Linked DNA regions of Homo sapiens: region 1 is linked to region 2. A link is an interaction called in ENCODE POLR2A ChIA-PET data of the cell type or tissue named here. Cell type or tissue: Panc1. All regions are shown on one strand.

What was found. ChIA-PET counts read pairs that join two places held together with the same protein. Peaks named below come from ENCODE experiments on the same cell type or tissue, not always from the same donor. Only the 100,000 strongest peaks of a DNase experiment are listed, where the experiment ranks them.
Region 1: POLR2A ChIA-PET joins it to region 2 with 8 read pairs; 2 of 35 experiments call an interaction of 5 or more read pairs at or near these places.

Annotation. Positions count from the first base shown.
Region 1 is chr6:40,394,150-40,402,149 of GRCh38, forward strand. All of the region lies in intron 2 of LRFN2 (leucine rich repeat and fibronectin type III domain containing 2), which reads right to left. Among named protein-coding and RNA genes, the nearest start is that of TDRG1, 20 kb to the left of the region's middle. In Panc1, no CTCF peak of the experiment used is centred here; no DNase peak of the experiment used is centred here.
Region 2 is chr6:40,710,040-40,718,039 of GRCh38, forward strand. It overlaps LOC101929535 (a long non-coding RNA gene), which reads right to left and starts at 5,339. Exons shown (of 3, transcript NR_187731.1): 1 at 4,868-5,339; 2 at 4,257-4,359; 3 at 2,805-3,424. LOC105375052 (a long non-coding RNA gene) reads left to right here and starts at 5,503. Exons shown (of 4, transcript XR_926789.2): 1 at 5,503-6,405. RefSeq lists an enhancer at 3,121-3,622. In Panc1, no CTCF peak of the experiment used is centred here; a DNase peak (open chromatin) is centred at 4,932.

The DNA.
Region 1 (8,000 bases), 320 kb before region 2:
GGCTGGTCCTCTCCTGCCTGGAACTCCTCACCCTGAACTCTGGACCCTTGTGACCTTGTTAAGCCTGGATGCACACCCTGAACTCCAAGACCCTTGTTGAGGTATCATGCCTTCTGCTGATTCCAGAGATGATGCCTGTGTCACTTCCATAAACACTCCCAAAGAAATACCCAGGCCTGAAGGTACCACTGTGTAGCTTTCTTGGTAGTTCCTCCACTCCCATTCTCCTATTCCCTACTACTTGAGAATGAAAGGGCTCTATCAGTTCCCATCAACCCCTCAAACCTGGAGCTAGGCAACTTAATTAAGATCTCAAATATGAAATACTGAAGCCTGAAAACTTCCACCTGGGATCCATGCACAGAGGACTGGAACTGACAGACAGATATTGACATCCCGTCAGTGGGCAACCCCAGTGGCTGCTGCCTCCCTCCTCACCTGCCCACCTGCTCTTTTGCTGGGGAAGCCACACTGGAGGAAATTGAGCCCCCAAGGCCCACCTGATATGGTTTGGCTGTGTCCCCACCCAAATCTCATCTTGAATTGTAGCTCCTACAATTCACAGGTGTTGTGGGAGGGACCTGGTGGGAGGTAATTAAATCATGAGGGTGGGTCTTTCCCAAGCTATTCTCATGACAGTGAACAAATCTCATGAGATCTGATGGTTTTATAAAGGGGAGTTTCCCTGCACAAGCTCTCTTCTCTTGTCTGCCACCAGGTGAGATGTGCCTTTCACCTTTTGCCATGATTGTGAGGCCTCCCCAGCCATGTGGAACTGTGAGTCCATTTAAACTTTTTCTTTTCCTTTTTTTTTTTTTTTTTGTAAATTATCCAGTCTCGTGTATGTCTTTATCAGCAGCGTGAAAATGGACTAATACACAGCCCCACCCTTAGCACAGTGTTTGGGGCAGAAGAGGCCAGAGGGGTTAGGAGAGGTGGATCCAGCAAGGACCCTGCAGCCAGCCCCACAGGTCTATCTGAAGACTTCAGAGCCAGTTTCACCTGGGCATCATGACAGTCCTGTAAAGGCAGTGATCAGTACTCCCATTTCACAGAGAAGAAATGGCTGAGACTCAGAGAGGGTAAGTGATCTGCCTGAGGTCACACAGCTGGGACTGCTAGTATGCAGCAGTTGAGACCTTTAACACTAGCTTCTGGGTCCACGGTCTGGGCTTGTTCCTCACTGTGTGACAGACATGGAAGCATTTTTCCTCATTTCAGTGAAAAGTTCGCCCTGGCCTGTGGCTGGTCAACCACCTTCATCCCTGGAGCAGCTTAGAGCCTGCTGTGACTCACGCTCCTCTACTGACAGGATGCCAGCCTGCTAGGCCATCTGCTGGGCAGGGCCTGAGGAGCCCTGTGTGGCCAATGCTGCAGGGGACACTTGAGTCCTCCAGGGCCTCGTTCCTTTCCCCTCAGGGCTAATGATGTAAGTTGAGATGGCAGGAGCTAAGCACACCCAGAACAGTGACAACAGCAAGAGCAAACACCAGCTGGTAACTGTGCGCCATGCTCTAAGTGCCCTATGCCAACTCACTTAGGCCTACCGCAACTCCCCGACACAGCTGCCATCATAATCCAGATTTTTCAGATGGGGAAACAGAGGTGCAGAAGTGTTATGCAAAGATAACATGGCAGAGCTGGGATTAAATCCCAGGGAGGCCACCGTCAGTCTGCTCTGAATCACGGCATTCCACCATTTTGTTGGGCCACAGTGATATAAGAGCATGTCCACTTGAGAGGTGGATGGACATCCTTGTTTACTGAATACCTGTTGTGTAACATAGGTTTCCACATTCATGATTGCATTGAACACAGCCACCCCAGGTCACCAAAGATGTACCACGAGCCCAGAAATCTTCTCAATATTTAGCCACCTTCTCCTGGGAAGCAGATCACACTAGTACTACTATTAGTACTACTACTAATAGCAACAAAATAAGAAGAACAGCTAACATGAGGGCTTACTCTGTGCCAGGCACTATTGTGAGATATTTAAGGGGATTAAGACTCTTTTAATACTCCCTAACATTGTTGGGAGGCCATTATTGTTATTCTCATTTCCACTTAACAGATAAGAAACTGAGGCACAGAAAGGTTAAGCTACCTGCCCAAGGAGGCCCAGCTAGTAAGTTGGCAGAGCTGGGATTTAAATCAGGCAGTTTGGCTCCAGGGCCTCCGCACCTGACCCCTGGGTCATGCTGCCTCTCGGACACTGCCCCGTCTTCCTGCCCTTCCTGGGCAACTTTGTGAGGAACCCTGCCTGGTCTCCCCAACTCACCTTTGCTCCCCAACTCAGAGAAAATCATAATGTGATGAAGCCACATCCTAATGTGATGAAGCTGCGGTTGGGCTGTGCTGCTGATGGAGGTGTAACAAGGCAAGGCTGATTCTTGGCGGGCCACTGGAACCGGGATGAAAGGTCAGGTCTGGAACAGTTTTGCACTGTAATTGGCCCATCAGAAACAAGGCCAGCAGGAAAAGCCTGCTAGGATGAAGAGCAGAAAGGCGGAAGGCGGCTCCTGATTCCTCTGCTCTGTGTGTGTGTGTGTGTGTGTGTGTGTGTGTGTGTGTGTGTGTGTATGTGTGCGTGTGTACGTCTGTGTGTGTGTGTTGGCGGTAGGAGGAGTTGGGGTGACTTAAGGAGAGCCAGAGCCAGCTAACTCAAAACAGCCCTGGCTGGCAAGGTCAAGTTTGCCTTTTCTAATAACAATAATAACCAGTATTTGCCTAGCACTTACTTGTCCTGGCAAGTTTACACGCATTATCTCATTTAATCTCCTACAACCCTCTGAGGAAGTTATTCCGGTTTAGAGAAGGAGGAAGCTGAACAGTTTGAACTTTCCCTTGGGGGAATGATGGGGCTGAGACCAGAACAGGTCCATTGCATCCCACAGCCCACACTTCTTAAAAGCAAGACACTTCTGCCTCCAGGCAACCAACAGACAAATTGCATGAGAAAGCCACGTGAAATGGGCACTCTAGTGAAAGATATAGAATTCATCTCTGACCTGTGTCCCCCTGTCCACCTCATCATCCAACCCTACAAAACCATCCACTGATCCTCCAAGCTATAGCTGGGGAGCCTGGATTTCCCCCTTCACTCCTGCTCACAACCCATCACTCTGGCTGGTAGATTCTACCTTCTGAACACCCTCTGCCTTCCAACTCCACATACAGTGTTAGCTTAGGCCTCTCCATTTCTGGTCAGGATGGACTCAGCAGCCTCCAGTCAGGCTCTCTGCCACAAATTTTGCTCCCTGAAAGTGCATTCTCAGCACCACACCATCTCTAGTGCTCCACCTAAAACACAACTCTGGCTGTGTCGCCTGCCCACTGAGATGCTTCAAGTACTAACTATGGTCTACAAGAGACAGTGCAAACTCCTTAGCTGGGCTCCCAAACCAGGCTGCTGTCACATTGTTGTCCTTCTACCCACACAGCCTCTGACGCTGCCCACATTCTCAAAAACTTGCCCAGGTAGGAAAACACTGCAGAATCAGCCGGGCCCTGAATGGGCAGATGGCACTTCCTAGAAGGATAATTAAAGATCTTATTTATCAAGGGGCTAGTTGTAAAGAGGCAAGAGGGTATCACAAGGGAATGTGCAAGAACCCAGAGCTAATAGCAGCCAAGAGCCGAGGTGTTACGTCTGCCTCATCCCCAGGAGAGAGAAGCATGTAGGCCAGTGCTGCTTGTAGTGTGGCTCACAGATGGATGCCGGCCCATGGACTGTTTGTTCCTGTTCCATGATCAGACACTACAGAAGTCAAGAGTAGGAATTAAGGCTTTATAGCAATTTGGCATTGGTTGTCACATTGAAGTGCATGATGATTATTTCTGGTAACTTAGTTCTAGTCTTACAAAAACACTGGCCTGCAACAGAGTGGGGAAAATCGAAGCTGCTCCTTCACAATGAATAGCTTGAGGAGCCCTGGGCTAGTGCAGGCTTTCTCAGCCTCACCACTGTTGACACTTTGGCTGACTATGTCTTGGCTGTGTGGGGCTGACCTCTGCATCGTAGGAGGACAATCCCAGGACACCCCTGGGCTCCACCCACCAGATGCCAGAACACACCCACAGTGTGACAAGCTAAAATGTCTCCAAGCATTGCCCAATGTCCTCTGGGGGCAAAGTCACCCTCCATTGAGGCACATTGGTTTAGAGAATTTGGTTGAGAAACAGAAGCTGCCAGGGGCAACCTTACAGGGTGGGCACCGGACAAAGAAGTAGCCGGACCTCACTCTTCTCTGCCGCCGACCTTCTGCTGCTGCTCTGCATGGCTGAACCAAACCGAAAGCCAGAGTTCACAGGCACATGCAGGTCAGGCTTCCAGAGTGCAGGGCAAGGCGGAGGAGGGGAGAGTGGATCCCGAGGGACAATAGATAATAAATGGCTCAACCATCAGGTCAGTCATGGGCACCTCCATGAAAAACACGTCCCTGAAATCCTGAGAGATTTCTTTCCATCATGTAAACTACCAACATCTCTGTTAGCAGAAAACATGAATTGCTATTTTAAGTTAAACTGCTCCAGTGCGTTAAATTTAATTAAGCTCACACACTCTAAAAGACAATTTGAAACTGCAACCCCAAGCACTTACCAAAGAAACACAAAACAAGCCTAAGTGGCTGCCTCTGGATTGTTTTTCTTTTTCTTTCCTTTTCTGTTAATATTATTTTGGCATTGTTCATTCAGCTTAACACTAGCACACAAATCTACGGCTGATACTAGAGGTCTATGAAATCACAGGCACATACTGTTATTCTACTGTGGGCTCTCGAATCTGTTCTCCACATTTCACCTGCTTGCCTCTGCCTGTGGGGAACTACATTTCCCAGGCTCCCTTGTCTGTTCCCAGGTTTCTGAGCCCTCAGGCTGCCAGTTGGAGTTGGCCAATGGAGGCACTGGAGAGAGAGACTGGAGGGCCGGAAGAGGGGAGAAGCCAGGTATCTCTTCTATTTTTTCGTCTCCAAGTGGTTTCACCCTGTCAGTGAATCTCCTCTGTGATTCCAGCTGCCAGGGTTCCAGCTCCTGCTAGACACATTAGGATCTTAGTCACTGGTCATGCCATCTCCTCCTGTGTCCTTCCAGCCTTGGATGGGGATGGGTGGGTGGCGGTGGCTCCCAGCTGTTGCTAATCTCTATAGCGCCTCACTGTCCTGCCCCCCACCCACTGCTCCCATGCTCACTGCCCCCACCTGTTGTTGACCTCTGAGCAGCTCCATCATCCCTGAAATCCAAACCCTGTACTGAATTCTCTTTCTTTTTCTTTTCTTTTTTTTTTTCTTTTTTTTTTTTTTTGAGACACAGTCTCACTCTGTAGCCCAAGCTGAAGTACAGTGGTGCGATCTCTCGGCTCACTGCAACCTCCGCCTCAGGGGCTCAAGCGATTCTTGTGCTTCAGCCTCCTGAGTAACTGGGCCTACAGGTGCACGCCACCAAGCCTGGCTAATTTTTTGTATTTGAGTAGAGGCGGGGTTTCACCATGTTGCCCACGGTGGTCTTGAACTCTTGAGCTCAGACCATCCGCCCGCCTTGGCTTCCTAAAGTGCTGGGATTACAGGCGTGAGCCACGGCTCCTGGCCTGAATTCCCTCTTTCAAAAGACCTAAAATGTTCTTTTATTTCTGACTGAATCCTGAATGACACAAGGAGATAACCCTTACATTGTTGAAAACATTCTATTTATTAACTTATTTCCTTGCACTTTGGGAAAAGATGATCATCACTTCATGTCAGCAGCAGCACATCTTGGCTGTATCTAGTGAAACTCCAGCTTTAGGAAACAATTTACCAGCTTCTCGGAATCACTCATCACTCCCCCAGTAAGCCAACTTGATCCCATTGCACACAGTGGTCCCTCTTCCTTAGCATCATATCTTTCTCCACTGGGTGACCTCATCTTTTAAGGCCTGACTCATAAATTACCTCTGACCTCATCAGAGCTATCTCTTCTCTCCCTCCTCCCACAACCACTCTTACAGTCCCCTGTTAAAGCCCTGGGGGTCGTTCATGTACACCTTTCCCTTGAGGACTGGAACTGTGTCTTATTCCTCTTTGTATTTCTACTGCTGATCACGATGTCTGGCCTAGAGTCAATGCTGAGTAAATATTTACCCTACGGTTAGGCAGTGAGTGCAAGAGTGCTTTGCAAAATGTTAGGGCCTAAACATATGTGAGGGATTCTTATCTAATATTCAAGGGTTAGTTAATGGTGACTCTCAGACACTGGCTGGTTCTGAGGACATCTTTCTGGAGAGGTACTTTTCCTTTTTTTTTTTTTTTTTGAGATGGAGTCTTAGTCTGTCACCCAGGCTGGAGTGCAATGGCATGATCTTGGATCACTGCAGCTTCTGCCTCCCAGGCTCAAGCAATTCTCCTGCCTCAGCCTCCTGAGTAGCTGAGATTACAGGCATGCACCACCATACCTGGCTAATTTTTGTATTTTTAGTAGAGATGGGGTTTCACCATGTTGGCCAGGCTGATCTCAAACTCCTGACCTCAAGTGATCCACCCACCTTGGCCTCCTAAAGTGCTGGGATTACAGGCATGAGCCAACACACCCGGCCTGGAGAGGTGTTTTTCTATATCCTTGAGGCTTACTGCAAGGGCTCCTGAAAACCTTTCATGGATGTGCATATACATATGTGTTTGGGGTATGTGATTGTGTGTATGCCTGTGTGTGAGAAGATGTGTGTCTAAGAAGTATCATTTGTCAGCTGAATGTGTGGGTATTTGTGAGTGTGTGCCAGAGTGTAGGTGTTTACATGTATGTGGCAATAAGGGGTCCTGGTCCTAGGCAATGTTAGTCATTGTTCTGCCCCTCTTTCAACCAACCCCCTAACCCCACCTCCCCCAGAGGCTCCCACATCCTCTGAAACTTCTGAGGTGACTTCCTATGTGACCTCTCTCTGTAGGCTGAGGCTCCTCTTTTCTAATGGAACAGAGTTTACCCCCCAGAAAAGGCATTTGGGCCTCAGGAATAGGAATGGGAATGGAGTGGGAGTTTCCACCTGGTCCTCAGCCTCCAGGAAGAGCCTGTGGAATGACTACCAAACCCCACTCTCCCCCTCTCTCATGGCTTCCAGTCTAGGCTACACTCTCCAGGCTCCCTTGCAGCTAGTGTGCCCATGTGACCCTTTCTGGCTAAAGGGATGTGGAGGATGTCATCTGTGCCAGATGATCTGTGCCATCTCTGGGCCAGGTCTTCAGTAGCTCGGGTGCCTTCCCCACACTCCCTTTTCCTTCTGCCAGCTGGACCCTTGGGCAGGATGACAAGGCCTAGAGGGAGGTACGTACTGGGTACCTAAGTCTCCCATAAGGAAGGTCTCCTGATAACCTGGCACACCGCTCTGGACTGTTAGGAAAGTGAGAAATCAAATTTGATTCTGCTTGAGGCTTTACATTATGGCAATTATTTGCAACAGCAGTTGCCTCCCCTGACTAACAGACACCCACAGGTTAGATGAAGTGAGCCTGAAGTATTTGCTATTTAGTAGGTATGTGAGTGAGAGACAGGGTGAATGTGTGTTTGTGTAAGAGGAAGACATTGGTGCTGGTGTCTATACAAGAAATCCTTGCCTTCCTGGAGTTGTCAACAAATACCACCTCTTGTATCTGCATAATTCCTCCAGCCTCCAGCCTCCCCTCTGCCCCACTAGCACCACGCCTTTCTAGGTGCTCTGTCCTCTCCTCCCTCCATCAGTGATGCACCATGGCTGCCTGTTGAGCCTCAGCACTAATTTGGAAGGGCCACATCAGGCTTCCCCTACCCGACCCCTGGCTCTCTGTGTCCTCATTACTGGCTCTTCACAGAACCACTGGCTTGCCACCCTCTCTAGTTAGCCTTGAGATCTCAGACTACATGACATGGCCTCATTAAACCAAGCCAAGCAGCCCTTACTCCCAGATTCTCTCTCTTCCTGCGAGCCCCAAAGGGACCTGTTTGCTTTCATGCATGAGCTGCAAGGGAGTAGAGGAGATGAGTGTTGTTCCATC
Region 2 (8,000 bases):
ACTAGTAACATGGTGATAAACTCTCAAAGCCCCTCAATAGTGCTACAAGCATGGTCTTGCATGTAGTCTCTTGTGGAGGTACAAAGGTGCTCCTTCCCCCAGTCGGACCCAGCCTGGATCCAAGGAACCCCACTTTTACTTTCAGCTGATGCCTCTGTGCAGTTCAAAAGGCATATAACTGTATGTAGCCCTCTGGGTAAAGGTAATATGTATCTCCCATGGAGGAAGGTAGGGGTTAGAGAAAGGGCCCATGTACCTAAGGGGGTTTTGGAGCAGGGCAGAAGACTAATCCCACAGGCTCTGGCCGATGGTCCTCCCTGTGTGTCCTCTGCCTTCAGGGGCTTCCTGGTGTTCCTGTATTTCTTTTCTGAAGCTCAGTGATCTGGGATTTGTTTGAGCAGAAATGGAGACGATGAAGCCAAGCAACAGATATAGGCACGTTTACTTGGGGAGTAAAGGGAATAAACTGGTACCGGGAATCTGGCAGGCTCTGATGGGGCTTCCACTTAAAGCCTTTTATCTGGATTTCTGTCCAGCCTCTCCTGCTGCCCTTCCTACTACTCCCACTCCTCCTGGGAATCTGAGCTGTGCAAATAAACCCAACCCTGACTGGGCTGGAAGCAGGCAAGTGACAGAGAACCAGTGAAAAGGGAAAGAGGCTTCCCGTCTGTCTCCTGGGGCCCTGCGGCTGGAGAAACTGAGGGTGGGGAGATTGGATCACTTCCGCCATGAGGGCTTCAGCTGCATCCTGTTCTCACAGCCCCCTCCCTCCATCCTGCCCTCTCCAATTTATCTCTGAAGCTGTGTGCATGTCATCTCTAATGGCTAACATTTATTGAGCACCTGCTATGTGTGTTCTGGGCACCAGGCCAAATGCTTTACACACTCTAGCAGACCGGGCTCTGAGCTGCAAGCAACAGAAACCAACTCTGGCTGATTTAAACCTAAAAATAATTTACTAAAAACATCTTTGGTTGCTCATAGACTCTCTAAAGGGCCTAAATACCAGGTTTGGGGCTACACACTCAAGAATAACACCCAAAGTGATGCTGCTGCAAAAATGGTCCACATTTGAACACCACTGCTGCTGGGCTGGCCCTAGGCCTGGAGCTTGCCAGCTGGATGCTGGCCACCAAATTAGCAGCACAGCCACTGCTGTCCTGAGAACTCTTAAAATGGTTGCAGCAACCAGATATAATTCTTTAGGATCCCCTTGAGTCTTGGGCAGGTGCATCCGAATGGCAGAGCCAAGTCTTCCATAGTAGAAGGTAGGCTCTGCCACCCACTCTGGTCCCAACATAGGGAGAAATCTCCAGACACAGGGAGAGAGTGAGGTTGGCCACAAAGACAGACACCTGTCCACTTCACATGCTTGTTCTTGTTTCTCTCATTTAAATCTTGACGGTGGATATGTCATCCTCACTCATCAGAACAGGTACATGAGGGTCAGAAATATTAGCCAAGGATACACAGCTAGTCAGCAGCAGAAAGCCCAGGAGGATTGAGGGCTAACTGACTCCAGAGAGAACATCTCCTAACCCTAACTCTCTTAAGCCTCCTGTCTGCAGCACTGCCAGACAGAAAGGAGCAGTCTGCAGGAGAAAAATAAAGCAAGACAGAGAGCAAGAGACAGAACATGTTTGTGTGTCCTGTGTCTGTGAATGTGTGCATGTATGTGTGTGTGAATTGTATGTGTGTCTACATGAGTCTGTGCATGTATGGCTTCCCTGCATTCCCCTGTTTACAGTTGCAACCCATGCCCCTGAGTGAGAGTATAAGTGTATGTGAATTGTATATGTGTGTTTGCATATGTCAGTATGAGTCTGTGTGTGTAAATATTGTGTGTGTGTTTGTTGGGAGGGGGTGGGTTCAGGACCTCCCCCTGACCCTGCCCATTTAGGATATCAGGAGCTGACTATAACAGCCATGCCCTATCTACCCATTCCAGGGATAAGAGCACATCTGTACCTAAAGGGGCTCCCTAACTCCGGACTTTATGAAGTTGACCAAAAGGATCTATAAAGAGAACTGAATGCAGGGTTGGCATTCTAAATCCTTAATACCCTAGTTGCTACTGGCTCTGACCACAACCACACAGCTCCACTCCACATGCTGCTCTGATGCCCACTCTCTCATCAGCAGCCCTGACAGTGTGCAGTATGGGCTGAATATATAGAAACCACACAAACTCGGAAGGAAACATGGGGTCTTTGAAATCAGTCCCATTGGACTGTGAGTTTCATGTCTCTCTTGTTCATCCAAAGGCCCAGGGCTGCCCCATGCTGGCACGTGGCAGGTGCTCAGTTGAATGAATAAATGAGTGGGCAAGTCAGTGAATGAATGAATAGGCCTTCTCACTGACAAAGTCACAGTGCCCTGGACCAGCATCACCAGGTGGGTCACCTCCATGATCCTGGTCTGCCTTGACGCCTCTGTTTTCCAGTCCCCATACGATCCAACAGAGGCTTTGTTCATCTCTTGCTTCCTCTAGCTTTTTCCCATGTCCTGGTATTTGCTTATTCATTTGCTTAAAGCACTCTTCCAGAGTATGAAATCTGTCCCCATTAGTTTCTATAGGAAGGCTTTGATTCCCTCCAACATGTTCTGGAAATGCTAGACGAGTAGTATAGCAACTCACCACACCTCAAGGAAGATTCCCTGGATGTGCAGCCAGGGAGCAGGGACAGGAGACAGAAAGAGGCTGGATCTGTGGATAGCACAGTGCAGCTCCCCCAAAGCCTGGACTTAGGGGACTGCAAAGCCCACACAACAACAGGACTGGGACGTAACTAAGCTGCCATTTTCCTGACTGCACAGTATTTGTGCACACAGCAGTCAAGATACCTAGAAGATTAATATTATGTTTGATGCTCAGATGACCTGCTGCAGACCCAGGATCTCATCTCAAGACCTGGAGGAGAATCCAGTCTTTCAGTGAAAGAAGTTACCTGCTTATTGCATCCCATAATGAGGCAGAGTCCTTGCTCTCTGTTGCCCAGGCATCTCAACCCAGGGCTCTAGGCTTCGGTTTGTGCATCTGGCCCCCTGCACATCTGGAGTGTTGGAATTCAGAGAGTGCAGCGGCAGCTTCTGCGGGCCCTGCCTGGAGGAAGCCTCAAGAGGGAAGCACTGTTCCAGCCTCAGAGCCTGCGTGTCTGAGCTCAGTGTAGTTCGAAGCCACCAGCACATGCTGGATTCTTCTCCCCTCTGCCTGGTCCCTCTCTGGTTATTCTTTCTCTTCTCTCTGCCAGCCCAAGCCTCCTCTGGCAGGAGAGAGGGAGAACTGTGTTGCAGGCAGGGAACTGAAAGGGAGAGGATGTCCCAGAGGAGCTGACAGCTCACGACTGTTGCTCACCACAGCAGGGAAGGTTGCCTTCTCCTAGCCAGTTGTGTTTTCTCCTCTTCCAGCCCTCATGCCTGTTTGCTGGGGGGAAAAGTGTCAGTGTCAAGGCTCAGGCATGTCATCTCCCTTGCTGCCAGCAGGCCTCCCGGTTCCTACCAAAGGGCTGCTGGAGGGGAAAGGCCACCTCAGCTGAGGCGTGCCTAGGTGAGGGATCCCTATGAAAAGCCAGTGACATCCTCCTGGCCTGGCTTCAAGTCCTCAGGGAGCCACAGCACAGCTCCCTCTCCTCCCACGGATGCTGGCTTCCCCGCATTGCCCTGTTTACATTTGCAACCCATGCCCCTGAGCTCCCGGTCCTCCCAGAGGCTACAGGACTCGGCAATAAAGGTGGTGACAAAAGAAGAATTAAAGCAGGCTGAGGGGAGCCGGAGCTAGAGAAAGCGCCACTTTACCCAGGGCAGTCAGGGAAGTCTCTCTGTGGAGGTGACACTTGAGCCTGGAGACCTGCAGGAGGGAAGGGGTGAGCTGGGCGGACACCTGGGAAAGCTCACTCCACAGGGAACAGCGTGTATCACCCACGCAAGGAGGGGTCCAGCTGGTTGGAAGAGAGCAAGGAGGCTGTGTGGAGTAGCAGGGACAGGGGGGAGGCTGAGGAAATGAGACCAGAGCAGGGCTGAGCAGGTCAGTTGCAGCTTCCAAAAAAACCCTTTTAGGCATTTAAGTATCATTAAATTCTCACTCAGACACTCTGAGATAAGTATAATTATTATCCCCATTTTCCAGATGAGGAAACTGAGGAGGCGAGAGGTTACATATTTCCCACAGATCACAGAGCCAGGATTCAAGCAGTTCTTGCCTGTGGTCTGCACACCAAACTGCTTTGCTACGTCACCCGTAATAGTAACTCATCCACCTGAGAGTTGGGCAGACACGAATCCCAGTGCTGGACAGCAGCGCAGGATTTCTATGGCCCTGGCAGGTGAATTCTCCTCTGTGTGCTTCTGTCTCCTCACACGCTGCACCTCACAGGGTCATAGTGAAGGAGGAAGCAGAGATGAGCAGACATGGCTTCATATGGTCTGGGGATCATCCTTCCCTTCCCCACCCCATTTCAGGCAGATGGGGGCAGATTCCAGAAGCCAGGGGTAAGGAAGGTCAGTCTGAAATCTGAGGGGGAGTGGGCAGCTCAGCTACAGAAACCACAGGGCATGAAGGTGAGGGTTCTGGTGGAGGGCGTGTCTTCCCAGGGTGCCAAGGGGGTGGGTTCCAGAAGGCCTTAGGCCTGGTTCTTCATGGGAAAGGCTTAGCTCTGAAAGGCAGAACACCCACAGATAAGAGGAAAGAAGAGTGGGTCAAGTGAAGGATTTTCAAATGAAAGGAGACTTGAAGCAGTGGAGAGAGTGGGAGGGAGATGGGGAGTGTTAGAGACAGTGATAGCAGGTGGGTGTGCTCAGGGCCAGTGTTTGAAATAAGCAGGCGTGGCCCTTGGTTGGCTGTCCATGCCCCAGGTGCAACTACACTCACTGTTTGCAGAGCTTGGCCCTGTGTGTCATTATTTGCAGAGCTTGGAGCTGTTTGCAAAGCTTGTCATTGCCTGTGTCACCATTTGTAGACCGTGGCACTGTTTGTCATTCTGTGGAGTTTAGTTTTATTTGCAGAGCTTGGTATTATTGGGAGAGGCTAGTACTGTTTGTGTCACTGTTTGCAGTACTTGTCCCTGTGTCTGTTGGTGTTATGATGTCGACAGAGCCCATTCCTCCCTATTTCTCTGTTTGCTGAGCCTGTCAATGCTGATGTTACTGTCTCTGTGGATGTTCGGGGTCTGTCACAGTCAGAGGTATGGTCTGCAGTGCCCTTCACTTCCTGGGTCCCTGTGTGCAGAGCCTGTCATGGCTGGAGTTATGGTGTCTGTGCTGTCAGTGTCACAAATGCAGAGGCAGTCTCTCTGTGCAACTCTGTGCTGAGGCTTCTCACTGTTAGTGTCGCTGTCTGCGTCATGATTTGCAGAACCCATTGCTGCCTGTGCCTCTGTTGACAGGGTCTCTCACTGTCTATGACACAACAGTGAAACATGATATCACAGAGGAATATTCTTCACAACCATATCTGAAGCCTATCTCTGATCCCCAGCAGTCACTGCGCCCCCCACCTGGGACACATACACCACCTTGCCCCATGCTCCCATGCCCTCTGACCATTTTTGAATACTGGCCTCTGGAGTCTCGTAAGACCAAACACCCTGCCTCTGCTCCCTGCCATACTTAATGGGCCTCACACCCTGCTTCCTGGAGCTTGATTTCACTGCGGAGTCCAGGCCTCGTGGATGGCTCTAGACCAAGAGCACAAGCAGATTTACAAAAGAATCAGTGTTGGCAGGAAGGGGAAAAAAATGACATAGAAAGAGAGGAGCCATCAGGAAAGATGAAAGGGTTTTGCTTCTTCATCTGACGGGTCTTGAAGGCTGTCTTCGGGAGGGAGATGGCTCCTTACGGCAGAGGGTGTAATTAATTAAGGGTGAGGTGCAGTGAGCTCAGGCAGCTGGTGCAAGTGATAAAGTGGCATTGTGCAGCGAGTCCCCGGTGGTGACGGAGATAAGGGCCCTGTCACAGGCACGAGGCTTGCTGGTTGCAGCGTGGGGAAGAGGCAGGGGTGTTTCTAGAGGGAAAGGCAGGAACTGGCCAAAACACATTTATGGGTGAAGCTCTGCCTCCTTCAGACCACAGCACCTTGAAGTTTAATCCCCTGGTGGGAAAGCCGAAAATACCCATTATGCCACTGCTCATTTCTTGTAGACAGAAATATAGAAAATGAGAGCATGTGTTGAAGAAAAAAAATCAAAAGGAATGGTTAAAAGAAAGTTTTAAATAACATTTTTAAAAGCATAAGAAACCCATAGACTATTTTAAAAAAATAAAGAAAATCCTCATTGAAAGCCAGGAAAAAATGTGTGCTGAGGATCAAAAAGACTGGTTTCTGGAAAGGAAAAAAAAAAAAAAACCCTCTGCATTGCTAACTAGCAGAGAAAAAGAAGTCATGTAAAGATGTAAAGGGAAAGGCATCCTGTAAGTGTATATAATCTATATTATATATTTATATTTTATTATTAATTATTTATTACAAGAAAAGAGTGCATGGCAGGTCAGATGTACATTTGAAGTCAAACATCCAGGAAAAGCATCTGAGAATCCCCTTGTGAGGAACTCCAAAGCCAGTAATAACAGTTCCTTTAAATAACTTCAAAGTCAGGGAACCAGGTGAAGAATAAGTGGGAGCCCTCAGTGATCACAGTGCAAAAGGTGCACAAAGAACGAAAAGAGGCTGGTGGACAGGCTCAGCCAAATCTGTGCCAGGGAAGATGGCCCTGAAATCTCCACTCCCAAAATGCCTTTTGATGGTGAGAGTTGAATGTACAAGATCAAATATTAATGACAATGGTAACTCCTTACATGTACATATTGATTTATGGTTTGCTTTTTTGTTGTTATTGTTTTTACTCACATTATCTCATTTAATCTTATCATAACATAGTCTCTAAGATGGGCAGGAAAGGAATTTTTAGTAGCCCCATTCATAGATGCGAAAATTATTATCAAAATTGGTTATGAAGTACTATGGTTTGAATGTCTCCTTCAAAACTCACATTGAAATTTAATTGCCTGGCCAGGTGCAGTGGCTCACACCCGTAATCCCAGCACTTTGGGATGCCAGGGCAGGTGGATCACCTGAGGTCAGGAGTTTGAGACCAGCCTGGCCAACATGGTGAAACCCCATCTCTACTAAAAATACGAAATTAGCCAGGCGTGGTGGCATATGCCTGTAATCCCAGCTACTTGGGAGGCTGAGGCAGGAGAATCACTTGAACCCAGGAGGCAGAGATTGCAGTGAACTGAGAACGTGCCATTGCACTCCAGTCTGGGCAACAAGAGCAAAACTCCACCTCAAAAAAAAAAAAAGAAAGAAAAGAAATTTAATTGCCATTGTGACAGAATTAAGAGGTGGGTCACTTAAGAGGTGATTGGGCCATGAGAGATCCACCCTCATGAATGTATCAGTGCCATTATTGTGACAGTGAGTTACTGATAAAAAGGATGGGTTCACTATTCTAATGTTCTCCCTCTGTTTGATACACTCTCACACTTTCTTGCCATGTGATGTCTTCCACAATGTTATGACACACCACAAAGGCCTTTACCAGATGCCAGTGCCATGCTCTCGGACTTTCCAGCCTCCAGAGCCATGAGCCAAATAAATTTCTATTTTAGTTACCCAGTCTGTGGTATTCTGTTATGGCAGCAGAAAATAGACTAAGAAATAAGGCAAGAACCTTCAGCTAAATCATGTCAGCATTGGAACATGATCCTAAAACCCAGAGTCTTTATGCAATATCATGCTATCTCAATTTGGATTCTTGCAGAAGCTGAGCCTGAGGCAATGATGTGGGTGCAATATCGTTTATTTGGGAGGTGAAGAAAGCACTGAAAGAGGAATGGGACAGTGGAACAGGGAAGGGGAGAAACCAAAACAGAGTGAGTGATCAGGCTGGCTAACACCTGGTTCCTAAGGCCCAGTCCTGCAGAGACCTTGGAGCAATAGCATAGCACTAACTGTAAGAGTTTTCCTCCTTGAGGGGAACCCAAATTCTGAATTTCATCCGGAA